3 separate regions of the Mus musculus genome follow, and regions 1 and 3 are each linked to region 2. A link is a loop called in an ENCODE intact Hi-C map of the cell type or tissue named here. Cell type or tissue: heart. All regions are shown on one strand.

Region 1 (8,000 bases), 160 kb after region 2:
GTTATCCATCATTCCCAGCTCTGGAATCTGAGCTCCAAGTTGAGGAGGCGCCCAGGAGAAGGAGGCTACAGGGTAGAAATTGAGAGGACAGGAAAGGACTTCCCCAGGCTAGCCACATGTAATTGGATTTGGTCTACAGCTGCCGATCTGCTTCCCAGGAGTTCCCATGCTGGGAACTTGGAATCAAAAAACAGGATGGACAGAGACTTCTCACAAGTTCTGAGCTGAGGTTCCCTGCTTCCTGAGTCCCTGAGCACTTGGGGCTCTGCTATTCAGGGAGTCCCACCTCTCCCTGTCTATCCTGACCAAGAGTGGGTGGGAGCGGTGGTCATGACTGGAGAGTACACTGGAGTGAGCTGCACACCTACTACAAACAGGCACAGGTTGACTGCTTCAGAGACACATCCACACACAATCCCCCCTCCTCCACCCCCTGTGAGATGGAGGCTTCAGTTGACAAAGAAGGAGGCCCACAGAGGTGGGGTCACCTGTCTAAGACCTTGGCTGGAAAGAGGAGGAGGAGGAGGGCAGCCTGCCTGCCTGCCATGGCTAGGCTTTGGATTTGTGGAGACTCAGCCAAAGGCTGTAGCCCACAAAGCATGGCAGGAATAAGGATGAGGAAGACGATGAGATGGTGAGAGGAGGAAGAGGAGGATGAAGAGGAGGAGGAGGAAAGGAGGAAGAAGAGAAAAGGAGGAAGAAGAGGAAGAGGAGGAGGAAAGGAGGAAGAAGAGGAAGAGGAGGAGAAGGAAACAGATGGAGGGCCCCTTCGTGCCACCCTTCCCAGGGGATGTGTGAAGAACTTGGCATTCTGTCAGGGTTAGCCTGGCCTCTGGGTGGTGGTGGTGGTGGTGGTGGTGGTAGTGGTGATGGTGGTGTGGAAGGTGTGATGGTGATAGTGATGACGGAGATGGTCGTATTGATGGTGTTGATCATGGTGATGATATTGATGGTGGTGATAAGGGTGGTGGTGAGTTCTTTTCAGTGTTAGCCATGGAACCTGAGGCTTTATGCCTGTTAGGCAAATGTCCTATCACAAATCACTTTGAGACTAAACAGAGGTGACTGTGGGACACTGAGCTTTGATTAAATTCCTGTGTGACTCCGGGCCGGGATTCCTTCCTACTGATGCTCTGAAAGATAAACCACACTGGGGCAAGCTTGAGGGGTGTGGGGAAGGGACATACTGCACGTAGGGCACTCAAGCACGCATGCACACAGCCCAGCCTACTCTAAAAGTGTCTGAGGAAACCTGATGGGGCTGGCTGCCGGGCAGAGGTGAGCCAGGCTCGTGGTGCTTCTGCCAACCTTGGTGATTTATGCCCCTGCCCTGAGGGCTGCGATGTTTGTTCTTGCTCAGCAGGGAGGCCGGGAGGGCATCATGAAGAAGGTGTTTAATGAAGTGAGTAAATGAGAGGTGCTCAGCAGGACAGCCGAGGCCGGGAGCCGGGCCAAGGGTGTGTCCCCAGCTGGGATGCCTGACTGCCTGGTGCCCCGTGGCTGTGGCTTCAGCTGCCCATAGAAGAAGCAGCTGAGCCTGGAGGTTTGAGCAGTCAACTTCTTCATGTGCTGAGCTGCAAGGAGGAGGCCAGGCCAATCCATCTGGGTTCAAACCCCACTGGGTTCAAACCCCCTCTCAGCACTTTTGCCTCCGAATTCTGCCTCCAGAGCCTCCATTTCATTCCCTGAAGCTTGGAATGCAGAGGGAATTTCAGGAGAAAAGCAGTTGGGGGGTTGGGGGGGGGGAGAGGGTGTGGCCTTGGCACAGACAGCCAGATGCTGGGTAGACAAAGTTCTGGTCCCCACCCAGGGCAGTGAGTTGGCTCTTGAGGCCCACCTATGCCTGGTCCTGAGGCTGCAGGACTTCCTATAGTTATTCTAGGAAAAGAGGCCACTGGGCTTTGGGCACACAGCCCCACACACCAGCAGAGGCTGACAGGTGGGGGCTCCTGGGTCTGGTTAGGAGACTATGACAATTTGTGGACTGCAGGAAGGAGGCCAGGGTACAGGCAGAAGTAGGCAGGAAGTGCAGACTTTATTTCTTAGTTTTGTCAATTCTTGACCTAAGACAAACACATGGCTTGCACACACACACACACACACACACACACACACACACACACACACACACAGATATTCATACATATGCATAGACACATAGACACACAGATGCACACACATAGACACACACACAGATGCACATGTACATACAGACATTCATACACATACACACACATACACACATACATATACACACACAGACACACATACACATACCCAGACACACATACACACACAGAGACACATCCAGACATACATATACACCAACACACACAGATACACATATACACACAAACACAAATACACACAGACACATACAGATGCACACATATATATATATATATATATACACACAGACACATACACCAACACACACACACAGAGACACACACACAGACATATACACAAAGACACACATAGACACAGACACACACACTCATACACACAGACACACACAGATGTACACATACACACACAGAGACACACACAGATGTACACACACACATACACACACCAACACACACAGACACACACTCTCATGCAGAGATACACATACACATGCACAGACACACTTGTACACATACAGACACACAGACACAGACAAAGATATAGATACAGACACACACACACACACACACACACACACACACACACACACACACAGGGACAGATATGCACACACACCACACATTCACATACATTGTCTCCAGCAACTATGATTTTGAAGGTCTGTCCTACCTTAGGGCTGTTGTGCCTAGTGTGGCTTCAGAGCAGATGGGGTGGAGGGTGGTATGCATCGACTTGATTGACACACATGTTCTCCTCAGTGTGAATGCACAAGCTTCGCCTGGTCTGTCTTGTTCATATCCATCAGCATCTGCACACAGCCCGGCAGAGTGGGTGCTTATCAAGCATCGTATCCTACTCTGGCTCCAAGGGCTGTGCTCTTGCCATGGGCATTTTGCAGGTAGGAAAGAAGGTGCTGAGACAGGACCATTCACTCTCTTGAGGCTGCACAACGATGTGATGAGAATATGACTAAACCTTAACCACTGCTGTGCCTGTTCAATCTGCCAATCCAGCAAAAGGGAGCACTCTTCTGGGAGCACTTCTCACACCTGGATCAGGCCTCAACCTAGACCTCCCTGCTCAGATGTCTCAAGGGTTCTCCCCTCAAGCTCAGCCTTCTAAGCCTCTTCCTGCCTTGTAGGCCTCCATGGGGTAAGGGTAAGAAGGGACCTGAATCCTGTCTTAAAATGCCACCTCCTGGTTTCTGTCTCAGTTGCATCCTGGGTGTCTATCTGTTCTTGATCTCCAAGGTCCACATGCTCACCTGCAGGGCTGTTTGTCCTGCTTTGTGAAACCCACCGCATTCTCTGCCTAATGTGGTCTGGTCCAGTCTTCAGGGACCTTTGAGACACCACACCTCAGCTAACCTCCCACCCAGCGGGCATCTATGGAATGCAGACCAGAGACTGGGAACCAGGGAAGGAGCAGCAAGAGCAATGACTCTTGGGAAATGTATCTTTTCCCGCCTCCAAAGCCAAAGCAGGTCAAGGGATTTAGTGCTGGCACCTGATCCTTCACCCTGGACCCAGGACACGCTCTGCTCTAAGGAGGGCTCATACTGCCCCTAAAATGAGGAGTGGGCTTGCTGTCACCGCAGTCATATAAACAGATTCTAGACAGCTCCTCACAGTGCTCCTGGTGTGAGAAGAGGCTCCTCCCCAGGGCCGGGTGCTTAGACTGTGGGCTGGGAGCTGGCCAGGCCCCGCCCCTCAGCATCACCGGGCCCGGAGCTCTGTGGCTCCGAGCCCTCTTCTCTCAAGCATCCTCACTCCCAGAACATGTCGCTCTGGCTTCTCAAACCTGTTGGGTTTTGCCAGGCACCCCCATCCCAGGGGCAAGAGAGGACTCCTCCCCACCTCCCTGTGGGGCCAACTGCTGTTTATGAAGTTGTTGCCCTGGGTTGCCAGGGTGATACTGGGCCACACCCCATACCGCATCCACGCACTTCCCACCTTTAAGTAAGATGGGACTTTTGTTTTGGCAGCCACCACGCCTCTCCCTCTGGGGTGGCTCCCGTGTGTGGGAAACTTATCGAGGTGTTTCCAGTTTCACTGAGCTCAGTGGATTCCTGGTCCTCCCCTCTGGCTCCAGTTGGCAGTGTAGAATTTATTAAAACCTAGGTTCTGTCTGGGTTGAGTTCGAATCCCGACTCATTCGGGTCAGTAGTGTCTCCCAGATCTCTCTTAACTCTTGTGCCTGACACAGGGGCATATAGTTCAGGTCCTGGGGGATCTTTGCCTCCTCCTGCGTTGCACAGAACCCAGTTCCTCTTTATTCCTCAGGGGGCCAGAGCGAATCACAAAGAGACCTGCTTAGGCCGGTGGGGTGCACACAGTACCAACCTACCCCGAGCTTTAGGTAGGTCGCATGTACATACCACAGCGTGTTTCCCAACCAAAGTTGGGGTTAGGCCAAGTCTTTAGTTTTAGACAATTCCTTATTCTTGGTTTCTTGTGATTCCTTAGAGTAAACGCATAGGTGGGACAGTGACCATAGGCACCAGACACCCACTCCCAGCTGAGCATCTCACACTCTGCCTGGGAAGGAGGGGCAGCGTTAGGGGAAGGCAGAGAAAGGGGCCAGGGGCAATCTCAGGAGTCATGGCCCCGCCCAGAGCAGCTGGACCTGGTGAAGAAGCACAGGCTTGTGATTTGCAGGCTCTTTCTTCCTGGGGGGAGCCAGGAGAGGGTGGGGGAGGAAAGGTTGATGCTCCATGAGCTCAGAGACAGCCAGGCAGAGGCAGGAGCAGCCTCTTTGTTTACACCAGGAGGGGCTTCTGACTTCACAGCCAGGGTATTTTGGGAGAAGCTGTCTTTCCCACATCTGGACGGGGGCAGGGCCCAGCTGCTGCTGCTATCTCTGCTGTCCCCCGTATTCACACAGTTGTCACGCATGGGGGAGGTGCTGCAGAGTGCTACGGGGCCCAGGAGCCATCTGATTTCTTCCCTTCTGCTGTTCTAGCGTCCCCAGACAGTGAAGTCACAGGGATGAGGTCCAAGGACTGGGAGTCCCACTGTAAGCTCCTTTCCTCCAGTGCTGGATTCTCATCTGTCTTTGCAGGTGATGAGTTACAGGTAGAGAGGGTGTGTAGAGATCCCAAATTCATCAGCCACTCAGTAGGGTGGTATCTTCCTTCTCTACACCCTGAACTCTGCAAACAGGCAAGCTCAGGGCCCTTCTTGGACTTTATCCCAAGTTTACCACCGAGGTGCTTTTCTGGTGAGCACGCTTGTGGCTTGGACACATACTCACACAAGTAGAGCACAGATATATCCAGACTCACAGTCCTTCGCACGCAGTGATGGGATATTGCAGCTCCTGGACCTTAACACTGGGAAATCTCCGGTTCCCTGGGCCTCTCTGTGTACAATTGTTTGTCTGGGGGCACCTCATATCATGTGTTCTCCCCATGGCAGGTGAGGGGCTTCATCACGTCCATTTCCTCTGAGCCTGGCATGGGGCTACCTCAGCTTGCTCCTAACATTGATCCCCAGGGTCAGGGAAAGTCCTGTCCATGGTTGGCCAGGTGCCATTTGAAAAACATAAAATGGTAGGTACAAGCTCACTAACAAAATGAAAGACCCCAGCCGCAGTGGCAGAACTCTGACACCCAATCCCCAGCTCTAGCATCAGAGGCAGGATCCTGATACCCTAGTACCTAGCCCCAGCCTCTACGGCAGGACCTGACACCCAGCTTAGAAGCAGCCAATGTTTGTAAGGTGGAACTCACACTTGAGAATTTTCGGCATGTGCTGCTATTGTGTGTTTCTAAGCTTCTCGGAACCCAGGGTTCAAAGTCCTTGCTCTACTGAATGTGGGCCCAAAGTTCACAGGTTGGAGTCCTAACCTCCAATTAATATGGTGATGACACCTGCAGTGGGGTCTTTGGGAGCCGGAGTGGTGTCAAGGGGGTCCTGAAAGGGGGATACATATGATGATTAGAGACATAGAAGATCAGGAAGAGAGAGAGGCCCAAGGTTCTCCCTTGCCCTTGCCTCTCATGGAAAGGGTCAGCCACTGCTCTGCAGGACACACTTCAAAACCTTCACAGTCACAGTCACAGACACAGACACAGACACAGACACAGACACAGACAGACACAGACACAGACACAGACACAGACACAGACACAGACACAGACACAGACACAGACACAGACACAGACAGACACAGACACAGACACAGACACAGACACAGACACAGACACAGACAGACACAGACACAGACACAGACACAGACACAGACACAGACACAGACACAGACACAGACAGACACAGACATAGACAGACACAGACACAGACACAGACAGACACAGACACAGACACAGACACAGACACAGACACAGACACAGACACAGACACAGACACAGACACAGACACAGACAGACACAGACACAGACACAGACACAGACACAGACACAGACACAGACACAGACACAGACACAGACACACTCCCAGACACAGTGTGATGAGCCATGCAAACCTCTATTCTTTCTAAACAACTGCTCTCGGGTATTTTGTTGTGGGAACATAAAACAGACCAAGACAGAGCTGCTTGTGATGGTCAGCCTTGATTATCAGCCCCATGGAGCTGAGACATCTGTTTCCTGGTACTTAGTTAAGTATCCTCTGTGAGGGTGTGTCCAGACTGGTCCAATGAAGGGAGGAAGATGAGTCCTGAATGGGGGTGACACCTGCCATAGCCTACTGGCCTAAGCTGGAATGAACAGGAGAAAACCTGCCATGTAACAGAATTCTCTCTGTCTCTGTCTCTGTCTCTGTCTCTCCATCTCTCTCCCCTCCCCCTCCCCGATCCCCCTCTCCCCTCTCCCCTTCCCTCCCTCTTCCCCCTTCTCCTCCCCTTCCTCCTCTCTCCTCCCCCTCCCTCTCCCCTTTCTTCTCCCTCCTCCCCCTCCCCTCCATCCTTCTCCTCTTCTCCTCCCCTCCCCCTCCCCTCCTCTCCTCCTCCCTCCTTCTCCTCTTCTCTTCCCCTCCCCCTACTCCCCTTCCCCCCCTCTGTGTGGTGTGTCTCCCCACCCCCTTCATAGCTGCACAATTGAGCTTTGAACTGAAACCTGAGCCTAAAGAATCTCTATGTTGTACACGTTAGATATTTTGTCTCAGTGGCAAAGGTCCATTTGAGCCATCTTATGCCAGCATGGAGTCAGAGATGTTGGGTGGTTTGTCTGAAGCCATACAGGAGATACAACTCCTGCCGTGGGCCAAGGCAGAGCAGCTTTGGGAAGGCTGAGCTCTGTGGGAGCTTCACTCTGGGGTCTGGGTATGTCCTCATCCCTCCAACAGGCTTGGCCCTGCCTGGTTGTGGAAGGAGGCCAGGATAAGTTCACAGGCACCATTCTGTCTGTCCAGTGTGTCCCCAGAGGTAGCTCTTCAGTGATGCTAATTCCCTGTTAAAGTTGAGAGGCCAAGGCTCTGAGAGGTAAAAGCCAAGATGCTCTAGAGAACATTAGGTGAGGAAGGGGCAGGACTGGAGTCTGAACCTGACTAAGCAGTGGACATGATAGGGGAGACACAGCTTCCTGGACCTGTGCAGAGGATGCAGTCCCATTGATGGCTTTGCCTCCCTCCCCCACTAGTACCAGCTGTCCATTCTGTTTCTTCTGGGTTCTGGGCAGAAGTGGCCATAGGGCCCTTGTTGAAATGTGGCCATTTTAACTCCAAGGGTAATGTTCTGGCCCTTGTGTGTCCCTCCACCCCTCACACCCCGGCTGCACCATCCTGGACTGGGACAGGAGCTTGCTTCCTGCCTTCAGCTCCCAGCCTCACACTTCTCTGCAGGCCACAGCCCTGTCTTCTCAACGCAAGGCGGCTAAAGGTCTTGGGAATTTTTGTAAAACTCTTAAACCTGGC
Region 2 (8,000 bases):
AAGGCTTTGGGATCTGATGATGGTCTGGGAGGGCAGAGCTGAGCATCTGTGAGGCCTGGAGCAGGTAGCCATACCTTTCAGGGTTCAGGGGCTAAGGATTCAGGGGGAATCCAGAAGTGTCTATGTGCTCAGAGAAGAGTCCCATCCAGGCACTGGTGCAGGCTTGTAACCCTGGTATTCCAAGAGGCAGAGGTAAGAGGGTCCTCAGAGTTCATTTCCAGATGGTTTATCTAGTGAGTTTCCAGTCAGGGCTATGTTACAAGACTCTTTCAAAAGAAAAAAAAAGTAATAAACAAACAAATAATAAAACAAAATAAAGATAAACAAAAACAAAACCCCAAAGAAAGGACTAGCTCTGGCTGCTATTGGGATGTCCCCTCTGGACAGTTGTCTCCCCTCAGCCTCTGTGTGCTCAGGGCAGCACTACCCCAGTGCCTGGCACATGAGCTTCAGTCACTTGTCAGCTGGGCAGCTTCGGGCTGTGCTGAACTGCCTTGTGTGGCACAAAGGACCCAGCACAGCCGAGCCCTGAAGCACCTGTGGAGTCCCCATACCCCTAGTGGCTGGGTACTGAGCAGTTGAATGGCCTATGGTGCCAAGAAGGCTTCTGTGGCACAGGATCCACCTGGCCCCAATAACCTTCCTTCTGAGGGGACAGTCAGTGGGTTTCTATGCTGACACACTAAGGTCAGGCTGCCCAGAAGGAAAAGAGAGGAGAGTCTCCCTCTAGGCTGAGGGCCTTCAGGGCGTCAGGCCGTGTTCCCTTAAGACAACAGCTTGGATTCCTAAGGAGCTAAGCAGAGTGGAGCAGAGAGAGCCTTGGTCTGGGTGCCAGCTGCTTAGATGCTACTTCTGGCTCATTTGCTTTGTGAGCTCGGGTGCATCGCTTCACCTATCCTCTGTGCCTCAGTTTAAAAAGTTTACAAAGTAGAGAGCAATGGAGCCTGCTAATAACCAACAGTGGCTGTTGGTTATAGTAACAGTGACCTACTAGTCTCCCTGCCTGCTATGACCCCGTCCATCACCTGAGTACCTAAACTAACCATCTATCTTTACCTACGAATCACCCGTTTATCACACATCATCCCCAGTCTATCATCTGTCTATCTACCCATCCATTCATTCATCTATCCACCATTCATTATCATCTATCCATTCTCCATCCAGCTGTCTATTTTCTATCTATTCACCTTTCCTTTTGCTTCTTTGTTTCTTTTTGTTTCCTTGTTGTTTCTCTTCTCTTTCATCACCTGTTTACCTGTCATCCATATATCCAATCCATCTTCTTATTCTCTCTCTCTCTCAACTAATTATCTATCTGTTTGTCTGTCCATCCATCTATCCAGTGAGCCAGGTTCTTTCTTGCGTATCTCCCTCTCCCCGACCCCTTTGTAGGCAACTTTGTAGGTGTAAGACACCTTATTAGGCTGCTGCCTGGTCAGGACAGTGGCAGTGGCTCTGAACCTGACAGTTATGACTCTCATACCCAAGCTGTTCTTACCAGGAACAAGTGGGCAGACCTGTTTCCCAGGGAGTCTTGTGCCACAAGATGAAACTTAGTCGTGAAAATAGTGTGGTATGTCCTGGGCTGGCTGCTTAGGGACAAACACAGGACTCCCTCTCTCCCCCTGGCCTGGTTTCCAAGGAAGCCAGGTGAAAATGACTTCTGGAACCACCTTGAAGGGCAAAGAAAGGAATGGTTTTCAGGTCTCTAGGAATTTGCTTCTGATCTTTCATGGTATTCATGAGGCCCACGTGTGTCCACCTTCTCTGATGCAGGTCTTGGCACTTTTGTTCTCCTGAATGCTGCCTGAAAATTCCCGTATCCTTCTAACTAGTTTCTTTATCTGAAAAGGTCCTTTGGCCTCATCTGAGTCTCATACTCCTATTCTATCCTCAAAACCCTTCAAAGCTTTGGGAAACCCTTTTCTACTTCTTTACCCTCTTATCACAGGTATTTTTAGCCCCTATTGATGGAATCTTTCTCATGTCCAAAAAAAAAAAAAAAAAAAAAAAAGGGGGACTTCTTTGATCTGATCTAAAGGTTGAAATTGTTTTCTGACTTTTCTTTTGCTGAGTTTCCAGATGGAACCTTCACATACAGTGGACGGCTAGAAGAGACACTCTTAGAAGATATCAGGTATCGGTGTGTAGAGAGGTGGAATTGTTGTTGCTTAGCAACCAGCAGCCTGTGGCTACAGGAAGGTCTCATCCCTTGTACCTACTAGTCAGCCAGCCCCTTGGTCTTCTCTCCTGGTCACACTGGGGCTGCCTGGAGGTTTCTGTCCAGGGTACCATCTAGACTGCTCCACTGACACTAGCTCGGAGCAGGAGCAGGAGCAGGGAGCAGTAAGGCATCCACTGAGACATCCACCTTTGATAGCTGGGCTACTGAGCAGGACTGAGTGAGACCATTGTTTTCCTCTGCGTTTTTTCATTCAAATGCAGAAGCAGACAGAGGCTCGATGAGAATAGTGGCTGGGAGGGAGGCTTACTCACCCAGCCACACGTGAGGTCTATTGGCTTTGCAAACACAATCAATGATCAATCACCCTTATGCTCCGGCATGGATGCCCCTTTCCAAACAGAAAATAGAAGCTCAGAGAAGGTAATATTTTGCCCAAGGTAACACAGCCCAAGAAGATAAGATTTAAACCCATAGGTCCATGAAGGACTTCATCTTGGGGCTACTCCGTGGCAAGATGTTGGATAAGCAGGCTTCTCCAGACCTTACAGAGGACGAAGCCAAGTGTCCAAGCTCTAGAGTGCATGGGAGATGCGGGGAAGGGAAAGAACATTTGTTGGGGAAGGATCCAGGGAGGCCATGCTAGCTTAGGCCTGGCAGTAGCCCCAGGATGCTGTCTGTGGACTGGAATTTGGGATCTGCTATTACCTTGCTCTGGGCAAATTCCTTGACCAAGAGAGGCATCTGTCAAATAGGTCAGGTCTGGACCTTGAAGGCACTGAGAAGATGAAGTCAGACTTTAGATGGGAAGCCCCCTGTATACAGCCAGATGAGAGGACACCTCACTGGCCTGTCCCTAGGACTGTCTCCTGTCTGTCTACTGCGCGTGTGCTGACAGGCACCCTTCAGATTTGTGTGGGCTGATGGGCAAATACGAGCATTGTGTCTCCTGCTCTCAGGGCTGTGCATTTTGAGCATGCGTATTTTTGTATGTGGACTTCAGAAGCCCTTCTTCAGCCCCAGTTGGAAGCTGTTCTGAGCAGCTAAGGGGACATTCCAGGCAGCTCCTCACATGTTACCAGCTCAGAGCACCCCAAAGTAGCCTCAGGGCCCCAGCCCATCTGTGTCCCTTCCTTCCTTTGCTGGTGCCAACATGCTCAGTAGTGGTGGTGTTGGTGGGGTACAGGAAGGGGGAGAGGAAGGAGAAGGCCCAGCTAGATGCCTGAGGCTCTGCAGCTCCTGGCTTGGTGCCGGCAGGGGCTCTGAGTCCGTTTGAGCACTAGGGGGCAATGTGTCTGTTTGAAAGAAACAGAAGCCAGCTCCAGAGGTGTGTGCACACACAGGCATATACAGGGGTGCCCACATCACAGAGGGTTCGAGCTGCGGTGCAAAAGGCCCCGCAGAAGAGCATATCCTCCTGCCAGTAGGACATCAGGCACACAAGGGCAGGGGTGAGGGCACCCAAAGGGCAGAGGCAACTGCACAGAGATACGTAGTTGCACACCCAGAGAGAGGTGGTGGCTGGGAGCAGACAACATCCACTTGAGTGCACACACACACACACACACACACACACACACACACACACACACCACAGTGGCCTCCAAAGATGCATGCATCTGCCATATATAGAAACACACAGGTGTAGGCTAGCCTCCTGGGGCAAGGACAAATGTAAGCGTAGTCCATTTATAGTGTTAAGGAAGGGGACCCTACCCACCCTCTTTCAGACACACACCCCAAAGTGCTGACTCTGGGAAAGAGCCTGGAAAATATATGCCCACCCCCTCCTCCCTTCAGATGTGGGGGCCCTCTACCAAAGAGTATGGAGTGACACCCCAAACCCTCAAACCAGTGCTTCCCAGACAGCAGGCCTGTGAGTCTTTCTTCCCAGCTCCTAACATCTCTTCCTAGTGCTCCAAACAGGCCCCCCCCCCACCACCTCCCGGTCCCCTCCAGAATACAAGACATTCCATCTCAACCTATTTAGAAGGCTACTGTCCGCAGGACAGAGGCACATGACCAGGTGTCACAGCTCTGCTACCTGGGGTCTCCTCCTGACATCTATTCCGGAACTCTTCCCCCTTTCTGCCCAGGAGGTTCAAGGGCCCTCAGCTCTGGGCCTGGAGGGTTAGTTGGGGGTGTCTAACGGGGTGCTCTTTCCTTTGTGCCTACACAGGCAAAGCCTCTGTCTTCTCGCTGGCTTTCCTTCCCTGTCACTTTGCTAAGTAATAATTTCCATGTCCAATTCCATTTCTTTTCTAGTTCTGAAACCTCTAAGCTATCAGCAAGAGGATAGTTCGCATGAAAACTAATTACACAAAATCAATATTTAATCACAGACCAACAACCTGATCCTGCAGAAAAATCCTTTTAAAACTCCACCACCCTGCACAAATACTTCTTCCCAATGCTTATTTATGGGCCCCGTTTTTTGGTGGGGGTAATTTTCATTTTTAATTTCAAAAGAAAAAAAAATCTGTAGACTGCAGGAAAAACCCGAGCTTGTTGCAGCTTCCTGAGAGCTTTTATTTCGAGTGTGTGAGGGTGGGGGTGGGGGTGAGTGAGTGTGTGGGGGATGGGTTTGTGTGTGTGAAAGAGTGTGTGTCTTGGGTGTGTGTGTGTGATTTCTTGAGACGTCTCTTGGGGCTTCCTGCCCCCCCTTCCTAAATCGAGCCCATTTTCCAACGTTTCTTTCCTCAGAAGCTCCAGGGAGTAATGAATCGGCCGCGAATGACACGGTAACTTTTAACTCATGCCCGCGACAGTGGAGTGCTTAATCTGAGGTTTTTAAATAAAAAGGGCTCCGGGTTGGTTTTATTATAACGTTTATTTCATTTCAGATTTCATGCGTAATTTAGCAAACGCTAGACAGACTTGGGCGATAAACACTTTCTTTTGTGGGGGGGGGGAAGGCATTTTTATACACCGTGCTTAATTTTATTTAGATTTAATAGCGATATCGGGGGCACTTCAACGAAAGTTTTTTTTTTTTCTTTTCCCCTCTTCTTTTAAGAATCCTGGCTTGCCAGCAAAATTGTCTCGCTTTATTTCATGACAAGGAAAATTAAAAGCCTTTCCGCCCCTCCTCCCCTACTTACACTTTGAGAGGAAAACTCGCACACGCATGCTGGCGCTTGGGTGCGCGCGCGTCCACAGAATAAACACCTCCACCTCCTATCACCTCCAACTTCTAACTTTTAATTGCAAGATAGATTTCAGCCTCTACTCCGTGAGGAGTAGAAAGATCTAAACAATTTTAAGTAAGATTATTGGGATAAATATTCCATATGAAATAGGGTAGGTATTAAATCACTCTTATTGATTTTAGTATCACAATCCAATTCCGTTCTTTGACCTCTTCAGTTTAATTGATCTTTTAAGGAGGCCAACTTCGCGCCCTTCAGGGCCTGGGCCTGCCTGCTTGTGGCCGCAGCAAGGTGTCGCCCCCACCCCCGCCCCCACCCCGTGCGCCCTTTGCGCGTCGCTCTCCTCAGGGTTTCGCATTGTCTCGCCTCGTCGCTCCCGCGCCGGGCTCACCCGAAGTGGCTCCACAAAGCGGCCGAGGGTGCGTGGCTTCTTCCCGGTGGAGCCAGCGGCAGAGAACCGGAAGCCGCGGACGGTGGGAGACTAGGGAAGGAGCGAGCCAGTCTCTGGTCGCAGAGACAACCTTACTTCGTGTTTCCCCTCGGCGATCACCTCGTGAACTTGCCAGGGCCGGCTCCCTGGGGCGCTGCCCCGGGCTGCAGCACAGGCGACACTTAGCGACTTTCCCTGGCGCGTCCGGGGACTCTGCCAGGCTACCCCATTGTCTGTGCGCCCCGCACAGCTCACCGCCCACCTCCCCGCCCCCTGCCCACCCCGCAGGTCGCGCTGGCTCCGGTTGGGGGTGGGGAGTTGAGAACAGCGTGAATGGGAAGGGGGCGGACAAAGCCTGGCTCCCGCCGTCGTCCTAGGCTCGCGCCCTCCCCAGCCGGGGGCACCTGGGGCGCACCCCCAACGCCGTAGCGCCGGACCCGGAGTAGCGCGGGTTGGTGGCCGGGCCTGCGCAGCCGGGACCCGGGACCACCTTAAGAGCGAGCCCCGCCCCCGAGCCCGCTCGGGCGGCGCTGATTGGTGCAGAGGTAATGGCTGGAATGGATTGCTGAAACGCAAAACTTGTTGCTGCTTCTCCCGGCGCCGGCGAGAGGCAGACGCGGAGCGGAATCCCGGACCTCGCAGCGCCTCGCCCGCCCCGCGCGCCCTGCTCGCCCGCGCGGCCCATTCCCGGGTCCGAGGGGACCCGTGGAGTGCGGAGGCGGGAACCACAGCTTCGGAACCGCCGGCCCCACGCCTCCCCTCCCGCGCGCGGCCCGAGACTCCCGCGAACTCGCGCGGCGACCGGCGATCGAGCCCGAGCCGCGGAGCCGCGGAGCCGCGCGTCTCCCGCAGCCTGCGTTCCCGCTCCGGCGCCCGCGTCTACTGCTGTGAATCCAGCACCGGCGATGAGGAGCGGAGCAGCCCGTCTTCCGAGCCGCTGAGGCTTTCGCCGCCGATCGCCCGCGGCCGACCGGAGGTGCGGGAGCCGGTGCGGCCCGGGAGCGGGGACTCGGGGCAGGGGAAGGACCAAGGGGCTCCGCTACGGCCCCAGCCGCCGCGCCGCGGACTCCAGAGGTGATCATTCTGCTCTTCCGTCCCCTTCCCTCCCCCCTATCTAACTTTTTGTCTCAGCTCGTCGGCCTCCAGGTCTCCTCTCCGCATACCCACCCGCGACCGTGCCATCGACCCGGGGCATGGGCCCCCCGACAAGGCTCCAGGAGGCGCCGCGGCCTCGCAAGACGTGAGAGGCCCGCTTGGGTCGATTTCGAGGTTCCGAAGAGCAGCGGAGAGAGCTCCTAGCCAGCGCCCGCGCGCTGGGCCGGGCGGCAGTGAGCGCTGCGCCCCGCGGTGCAGAACGTCCCGGAGCGCCGGAACCTCGGCTGAGGCGAGTACCTGGCCGGAGGCGCGCGGCGGAGCAGGCTGTCATGCCCTATTGATCCCCTCCCGCCCCCCCCCCGCCCCCCCCGCCCCCGCCAAGTATGTTTGGGCTGGACCAATTCGAGCCCCAGATCAACAGCCGGCACGCTGGTCAGGGCGAGGGGAACTTTAACGAAGCCGGACTGAGCATGAACGCCCACTTTAAGGCTCCTGCCTTCCACGCCGGGCCTCCTACTGGCCCCGTGGACCCTGCAATAAGCGCTCTGGGCGAACCCCCGATCTTGGGCTTGAACATGGAGCCCTACGGCTTTCATGCGCGCAGCCACTCCGAGCTGCACGCAGGGGGGCTGCAGGCGCAGCCTGTGCATGGCTTCTTCGGCGGTCAGCAGCCTCACCACAGCCATCCCGGAGGCCATCACCCGCACCAGCATCACCCCCACTTTGGGGGCAACTTCGGTGGTCCGGATCCAGGTGCCTCATGTCTGCACGGGGGCCGGCTGCTTGGCTACGGAGGTGCAGCGGGCGGCCTGGGCAGCCAGCCTCCCTTCGCAGAGAGTTATGAGCACATGGCGGAGAGCCAGGGGCCGGAGGGCTTCGGCCCGCAGCGGCCAGGAAACCTCCCGGACTTCCATAGTTCGGGCACCTCGGGCCACGCCGTGCCTGCCCCGTGCCTGCCTCTGGACCAGAGCCCTAACCGGGCTGCCTCTTTTCACGGCCTGTCCGCCTCTAGCGGCTCGGATTCTCACAGCCTGGAGCCCCGGAGGGTGACGAACCAAGGAGCCGTAGATTCCCTGGAATACAATTACCCGAGCGAGCCGCCCTCAGGACATTTTGACATGTTTTCACCCTCTGACTCTGA
Region 3 (8,000 bases), 210 kb after region 2:
TCTCTCTGTGTAGGTGTGTAATGTATGTTTGTGATGTGTGTGCAATGTGTGCGTATTTCTCTCTCTGTGTGATGTGTGTGGTGTGTGTGTGATGTGTGTATATTTCTCTGTGTGTATGTGTGTATATTTTTCTGTATGTATGTATGTATGTATGTATGAATGAATGTATGTATGTATGTTTGTGATGTGTGTGTGATGTATGTGTTATGTGTGTATTTCTGTGTTATATGTATGATGTGTGTGATATGTATGTGATATGTGTGATGTGTGTGTGATGTGTGTAAACTGTGTGTGTGATGTTTGATGTGTATGTGTGTGATATGAGTGTGGTGAGTGTGTGTGTGTGTGAGATATGTATGTGTGATGTGTATGTGCACATGTGTGTGATATATGTGATATATGTGGTGTGTGTGATGTGAGTGTGATGTGTGTGTGTGAATGTGTGTGGGGGTGACATGTGGAGGTCAGAGGAGTTTTGTGGAATTGGTTCTGTTCTCACACCTTCATGTTGATTCCAGGATTGCACTCAGCCACCAGGCATCTGTGACAGGTGGCTTTGCCCACTGAGCCATCCCACTTGAGCCATTCTTAGGGTTCTCTAACCCACAGTCGCACAATCCCTCCACATGCCAGTTCCATAGGTCTAAGGAGGTCAGGCCCATCACAGTGTGGCTGCATTCTGAGTGCCCATTGCTGTCAATGCCTCTCTTTCTCCCTCCCCCTCCCCTCCCCCTCCCCCTCTCCCTCTCTCTCAGCTGATGTGGTACCCACATTGTCAAAAGCAGCTTATGGTTTACGTGGGTGCAAGCTCCATCACTGGGACCTGAAGGCAGCAGGAGCTTGAAGCATATGGTCAACATGACACTTGCAGTCAGGAAGAAGAGAGAAGAAGGCTCATACCCAGCTTGCTTCTCCTTTCCTTTCAGTCCAGGCCTGACCCAGGGAATGGCATCCTCCACAATGGGCCTGAGTTACTATAACTAAGAGAATCTCTCAGGGCAGGCCCAGAGGCTTGTCTCCAAGGTGACTCTAGATCTCATCAAGTTGACAGTTGAGGTTGAACGTCATGGTGACTTAGAACAGGGTGATGGTTGGGAGGGAGAGAGGTCAAGGGGCAAAGAGAGATCTAGAAGGTGCAATCGTCAGAGACACACGAGGGTGTATCAGTTACCACAGCCGTAAGAAAGTCATGTAATAAACATCCCCCAAACAGCCAGTATATATGCTGGTCACATAGAGTCATATGGCCGAGCCACATGGAAGGACACCATGAGGTGACATGTCCAAGATCACGGGCCCCTCCTGCTCTGTGCTCTGATGGGAGAGCAAGGGCGAGGGTGACATGTCCACACACATTTAGGTGGCCCGCGGCCCACTCTCTCATGGAGACCTTCTCTGCTCCTGGAGTTCCATGCTGATCTCTCTCCTCCATGCCAATCCCCACTGAGACTGGTGTCACTTCCATAGTACACAGGGAAAGTGCCAGGTGGAGGGACCTGCCTGAAACCGCACAGCTAAACCAGGAAGGCTGAAATCTTATCTGTGATTGGCCATCATGCACCTGAGTGTTCGACATTTCCTCCCCGAAATCATCCTGTGGCCGTTTTAGGTGATTCCGAAGGTGTCCAGTGAAGGTCACCTGAGACTGATTTCTGAGTCTCCTCCCCCTCCGCTCTCACAGACATAGCCAGGCAGAGATGTCCTGTCTCCAAAGTTTGTTGATAATAAGGAGTGATATCTGGAAGAAACTGGTTCTCTGTAGCATGGGGCCTGGGCTCATCCTGGCCCCTCAGCTTACGCTAGGTGGCTGGGGGAGGGGCCCCAACATTTTGGACATTTGGCATTTCCTGTCTGTAAGATGAGAATCCTCTTTCCCTGGACGTCCATGGTTCAAGCCTGCTTAGGTCAATGGTGTCAGGTGACACACTTTCTACACAAGGTGAGTCTGTCCTCCTTGGGCTATGAGCAGCTCATCAAGAAGCAGGCCCAGTAGCCTTTGCCCTTTGGCATTAGGGGTCACTTAAATGCTTCTCCCCGGAACCCCAATGCTGAGCTCCTCCCAGAGTCCTTAACTTACTTGGCCGTTGGAGTGGATAGAACAGGAAGATGGCCTTCCATCTCACAGAGCTTGCAGGAATCTGACTGGGCTACAAAGCTCACCTGCTTAAACAATTCAGTGCCCACAGGTGTAGTGGAGTTAAGTGGGGCCACCATGCCCAGCCATGCCATCTCAGTGCTAATTGGCATCTCTCCCACAGGCATGACTGATCCTTCTGGACATTTTCCGTGCTCACATACATGCCCGAGTGGTTAGGCTTCTCTTCCCAGAGCCCCATGTGCTCACATGGTCTCAGCCTCCACTCCCTTCCCTGCTTCCATGGCTCCTTGTATCCCAGCAGCAGGTGACTTCTGTAGAAAAGGACAAGAATGTCCTTAGAGCCACCATCTTTCTCCCCACGAGCACTGCCCAGCACTGAGGTGGAGTCACACTGGGGTGAGCAAGCCCATTACCCAACTTGGCTGAAATAAGTTAAATATTTCCTTGGGACATCGTGGGTCTCCCAGATGTGGTTGTTAGCCTGGCTTACCCTCCCTCATCCAAGCTGAGGGCTTGTGGCCGTCAGGTGAAGCATCAGAGAGGCAGAGAGTTCACAGTGTGTACTTTTCTGGCCTGACCTACAGACCCAGCTCATTCCACCCACAGGGTTCCACAGGATCAGGGCTGCTGCAGCCAGCACCCTGGACATGATTCTTACAGCATGTGTGACTTCCACTGTTTCAGACAAGTGTGTGTGTGTGGGTGGGTGGGGGTGTTAGTCATGGACCCCATGTCCCTGCACCCTGTTCCCAGCAAAGCACCATGGTCCACAGGTGGATGGACTTTCTAGACCACGCTCAGTGAGCGAGGCCCATGTGGCACCTCAGCCACATGGGTTTGAGAGAACCCATTGTTCTGCCCACTGCTAACGACAGGCCTGGTGGTTGAGCTGTTTCCTTGTGGTCATTTGGTAGGCACAACGCAGGACCTTATTAGAGTCTGTTTCATCATGGGGTTTTTGTTTATAGGGTTGGAATTCTCAGACAACTCCAGCTTCATCTACTTGCTTGAGAGAGAGAGAGAGAGAGAGAGAGAAAGAGAGAGAGAGAGGTGAGACAGAGACACGCTGGAGCAAGATGATGGAACAGGTCTGAGACTCAGAGATGAGGAAGAATTCGGAGCACGCATATAAAGAGGATTCTGAGAGCTTCAGAGGTGGAGAGACTCACAAAGGAGGGCGAGGAAGGAGGAGGAAGTGAGGGGAGAGCAGAAGGAAGGGGAGGAAGGAGAGGAACAAGGAAAAGGAAGGAAGGAAGGAGAGGAAAAGAGGGGGAGGGGAAGGACAAGGAGGGAGAAAGAAGAGGAGGAGAGAGGAGGGAGAGGAAGGGGAGAGGAAAAGGGAGAAGAGAGGGAGGAGGGAGGAGGAGGGAAAAGAAGGAGAAGAAGGGGAGAGGAGGAGGGGGTGAGAAGGGAGAGGAGCAGGGAAAAGGAAGGAAGGAGGGAGAGAAAGAGAGGAGGATGGAAAGGAAGGAGGAAGCAGAGAAAAGGAAGATGGAGGAGGGAGAAAGAAGAGGAGGAGGGAGGAGGAAGAGAGGAGAAGGGGAAGGAAGGAGGGAGGGGAGAACGAAGAGAAAGAGGGAGAAGAAGGGGAAGGGAGGAGGGAGAAAGGTGAGAAAGGAGAGAAGGGAAAAGGAGGGAAGGACGGAGAAGAAAAGGGAGGTGAAAGAGGAGGAGGGAAGAGGGAGAGGAGGATGGAAAAGGGAAGGAGAGAGGAAGAGCAAGAAGAAGAGAGGGGAGGTGGGAGGGCAGGAGGGGGAGGGAGTGTGGGCACATGTGGCTATCCTTCTAATACCCCGTGGATCTCTTCAGTTAGGATCATGGCCTTCCTTTTCTCCTTCAGCGGCTGCAGCCAGGGATGGGCCGGTTTGGACCTCTCAGCTTAGCTCTGTGGCCAGACAGCCTGGCTGGTCTGTTTGAAAGGCCTTTCGTGCCTCCTCCCCATATCTTGGGGCTCTTGGCTCCGAACTTACCCCTTCCAGCCAAGGAAGAGATGTGTGTGGTGTGCAGCCCAGGCTCTGGGCCCCAAGGACAGACGTCAGGAAATAGCTGAGCTATGATGCGGCTCCCCTCCGATCTCATTTCCATAATGCTTGGGAAGAAAAAAAAAGTGTGGGGCTGCTGAGGCGGGCTAGGGCGTGTGGATTTGTTTGTTTTCTCAGGAATCAATCCTGTTCCCAAAGATGTTGCCTAGAGGCCCGAAGAGCCCCCATTTTCTGATGATTATATGTGCTGCATGTCAACATGGCCTGTGTGGCTGTGAGTGTGCACCTGTGGGGTGTGTGCTCAGTAAGTCAATCAACAAACAGAATCCTGGGTGCTCATTACTCATTCCTGTGGCTCATGTTCCCTTTTTTTTATACTCTCTCAGGAAAGAGGGAGTCAGCCTAGATGCCTCTCTATCCAGGAAGCCCTCCAGGAAGGACAGTGCTGCCTTCTCCACACTGTGTAGATGGCCCTTGTGAAATCCTTTCTCCTCCCTGGTTCACAGGTCAAATGGTTTTAACATTTTTATCTGCCCTTGACCACAGATGCTGCCCCCTGCTGGGACACTCTGGGCTCAGGGCACCTGCCTAATTTTCACCCCTGTACGCCACTGATTTATTTTTAATCTGTGAACATTTTACACGCCCTTGCGATGTCATCATGTGACTACAAGTACTGGCCAATGCAGGTCTAATTTTAGATAGCTGCTGTCCTGGGGACTCCTCCAGGAATCCAGGCTGTTGTCTGCGTGTTAGGTAAGGCAGGCTGTTCTGGGGAGCACTGCAGTGCTCCCGGGAGGATTCTCACTAAACCCGTTCAACATTAGCATCTCTAGTGCCTTTATCCTGACAGGTCTGGCATGAAGTAAGCATTTCAGGTCATTTGGTTTACTTGTCGGTCACGGTCACAAGCATTGAATACTCACTATGCTCTGGGCACTGAGGGTATGATGGGGGCGGGGAGGAGCTACCGAAGCCTGCCGAGGACCAATGCTCTGCTGTCCCCCAAGTCAGTCAGGACAGCCTTGGCTTAGTCTGCCCAGAGCTCTGCTGTGTCCACACAAGAAGTTGCCGAGTCTCTGGGTTTCCTATGGCACCTGAGGAAGGGCTCTAGGAAGGAAGCTGTGTCTAAAAGAGAGGAAGGCACTTCTTCATGAAGGGAAGATGACAGGCCAGAAGGGCAGCCACAGCACTCAGCCTCTTTTCCGTGTCACCTGTTTTGGGCTGCTGTCCCCATCCCAGCATTAAGCACCAAGTCCTTGTCTGAAGGAATCTGCATTGGTGAATGGGAGGCAGGAAGTATTGGAAATACTTTTGAAGTCACTGCAGCAAAGCTGAACCCTGGGCAGCTGGGGTCTGACTCCTACCTCCCACTTGGCATCTAAGGCATCCAGCTGTGACCAAGGTGATTGAGCTCTTTTACACAGCTCATTCCCTGCCCTGCCCTAAGGCTCCCTGCCCAGAAGCCCTCATCAAGGGTAGAGAAGAGCAGAGAGAAGCCCACGGGACTTACAGGCTGTAACCCTGAAATGCCAGCATAACCAAGAGGGTGGGTGTCACTGGCCATACCGTTGTTCCACGTGGGAGCACCGCCATGGTAGAACATGGGTTGATGGGGATGCAGAAGATGTCAGGGGAAAACCCAGAGCCCAGGCTGACCACATAGCTCAGTCCAGCCTGCTGTGTCGGGATCTTCCAGGGATCTGTGACTCAGTTTCCCTGAGTATCACTGAAGCAGAGTACAAGGAATGTTGTTTTATGGTTGGTGAGCCTCTTCCCCTTGGGGGCCCATCAGATCCCCTGTCCCAAGATGAGGTGTGGATGACCAGGAAGAGGCATGTGTGGGACTGTGCCATGGCCCAGCAGAGGCTGGGTAAGTGGTGTGGTTTCCACCATGAGGCCACCAAGCATGACAGGAGCCATGTCTACGAGGGAGTTCCAGAGTCAATTAACTGAGATGGGAAGACCCACTCTGAATGTGGCAGTCAGTCAGTGTCCCAATGGCAGGGAGAGACCTGAGCCTCACACAGAGGAGAAAATGAGTTTGGATTATCATCCATCTCTCCCCTCCTCCCTCCCTCCTTCCCCCTCCCCCCCCCTCTCTGCTTCCTTCTACCCGTGGATATAGTGTATCCTTTGCCTACCTGTGGATACATTGTAACCTTTGCCTCCTGTTCTTGGGCTGTGGCCTTCCTGACAGGCTGGGAGCCAAAGCAGACCTTTTCTTCCCAAGACTGCATTTGTCACAGCTATGAAAAAGCTAATGGAGAAGTGGCAACAGAGTAACTGTTACCCTGACTCAAATTCCTGAGAGTACCACCCGAGGGCGGGAAGAGCAGGTTCAACCCAGTTTCCGGGGCTCAGCATGGGGAGGATATGGTAAATGCTGACACACTCACAGCTGGGAGAGAGTGAGACAGAGAGGAGCAGGCATGGAGACAACCTCCAGAGGCCTGCCCACTATGGTGTGCATCCCTTAGAGGCCCTGCCTCCCGAAGTCTCCACAACTCCCAAAATAGAGTTGTCTTCTGGGAACTACGCCACTTGGAAAAGGAGAACCCATGAGGGACAGTTCATATTCAGACACCAACACAGGGCATCCAAGAGGAGCAAGCTGAACAGAGGGAGGGAAGAGACAGTCATTTAGACCTGACAGACCTGAGCTGCTGGAGCAAGCCTTGCTAGGTAGCAGTTGATTCTGTATCCTTCAACAGGTAATCTCTTTGTTGAGGATATTAGGCTGGGGAGTAGGGTTGTGGCAGAGTTCTTCAGGCTGGTTTGGAACACATAGTCCTTCTGCCTTGGCCTCCCAAGCTTTGGGTGACATCCTGGCATGCTTCCTCATGACTGAGTTCTAGGTTTCTTGGGGGTATGACTTACTGACACTTGGCATTCTTTACCACAGTCTGTACCTGTTAAGAACATGTCTCGTCCCATGTCCCATCTACACTATAGCCAGAAGGCCACCCACTCCTCTTGTCCTTCTATTCCTTCTTGAGTTTTTGGCCAAGGCCAGTTTGAACTGAGTTATTTGTGAGGGGCCTTTTGCATGTTCCATTTCCCCCTGCCCCAACCATCTCTCCTCTAGAAATGAGCTTAAGGTTTTCATATGCTCAGGTACCCTGCCACAAATGACCCTCAGTCAGGTGTCCATGTCCATCTGGGCCTGGCCATTTCCAATATGGAACACTGGTCACCATAGCAATAGTGGTGGTTGCTACCAGCAGGGATTCTACCCTTTTAGGCAACCTTCTCACACTTGGGAAGGGGAACGGGTGTTGAGGAGACACGCCCAGATCTTTTTTGTTTTTTGGTTTTTTAAAGATTTATTTATTTTATATGTATGAGTGCACTGTAGCTGTCTTCAGACACACCAGAAGAGGGCATCAGATCCCATGACAGGTGGTTGTAAGCCACCACGTGGTTGTTGGGATATGAACTCAGGATCTTTGGAAGAGCAGTCAGTGCTCTTAACCACTGAGCCATCTCTCCAGCCCCACACCCAGATCTTGAGATCTGCATTTGATGGAAGGTCAGTGCCTTGCATCCACTGTCATTTAGGCAGCTGGGGGTCTGTACTTGGTCTGTCTGCCAAACCACTGGTTGTTAAAGGGAAAGGGTATCCTTGGGGACAGGAACCACCATGGTCAGATGCGGCCATCATGGAAGGACAGCTGTGAGGGGAACCTGGATTCGGATCCTGCCCTACTGTGTGTCAGGATAGTCACTTCCCGATTACTTCTCTTCTTAGTAGACACTTTCTGTGTGCCTTAATGTGCAATGCATGTAGGGAGCTCTCACTGCACGTGGGGGTTTATGGGTACAGAGTCCTGGCCTGGTGGCAAACTATAGGGCCATCCATAGTGCTCAGGCCTCTGGTTGTGTAACTGGGGAAACCAAGTCACAGAAGCACACTCTGT

The links. A loop is a pair of places that touch in the nucleus more often than their neighbours do. Peaks named below come from ENCODE experiments on the same cell type or tissue, not always from the same donor. Only the 100,000 strongest peaks of a DNase experiment are listed, where the experiment ranks them.
Region 1: a loop joins it to region 2, with 8 times the contacts of the local background. A loop is called at or near these places in 10 of 42 quality-filtered maps.
Region 3: it touches region 2 in a loop (4-fold over the local background); 7 of 42 quality-filtered maps call a loop at or near these places.

The regions. Positions count from the first base shown.
Region 1 is chr5:111,569,664-111,577,663 of GRCm38, forward strand. No RefSeq gene overlaps it. Among named protein-coding and RNA genes, the nearest start is that of C130026L21Rik, 7.9 kb to the right of the region's middle. RefSeq lists an enhancer at 7,642-8,000. In heart, CTCF peaks have their summits at 3,331 (motif pointing left) and 7,942; DNase peaks (open chromatin) are centred at 3,978, 4,988 and 7,998; H3K27ac peaks cover 2,010 bases; H3K27me3 peaks cover 4,858 bases.
Region 2 is chr5:111,410,924-111,418,923 of GRCm38, forward strand. Mn1 (meningioma 1) reads left to right here and starts at 6,377. Exons shown (of 3, transcript NM_001081235.2): 1 at 6,377-6,740; 2 at 6,896-8,000. The coding sequence starts at 7,243. In heart, CTCF peaks have their summits at 3,458 (motif pointing right), 5,334 and 6,352; DNase peaks (open chromatin) are centred at 3,458, 6,288, 6,998 and 7,706; H3K4me3 peaks cover 3,329 bases; H3K27ac peaks cover 3,525 bases; H3K27me3 peaks cover 1,878 bases.
Region 3 is chr5:111,616,081-111,624,080 of GRCm38, forward strand. No RefSeq gene overlaps it. Among named protein-coding and RNA genes, the nearest start is that of C130026L21Rik, 39 kb to the left of the region's middle. In heart, a CTCF peak has its summit at 4,650 (motif pointing left); DNase peaks (open chromatin) are centred at 4,061, 4,741 and 6,601; H3K27ac peaks cover 788 bases; H3K27me3 peaks cover 926 bases.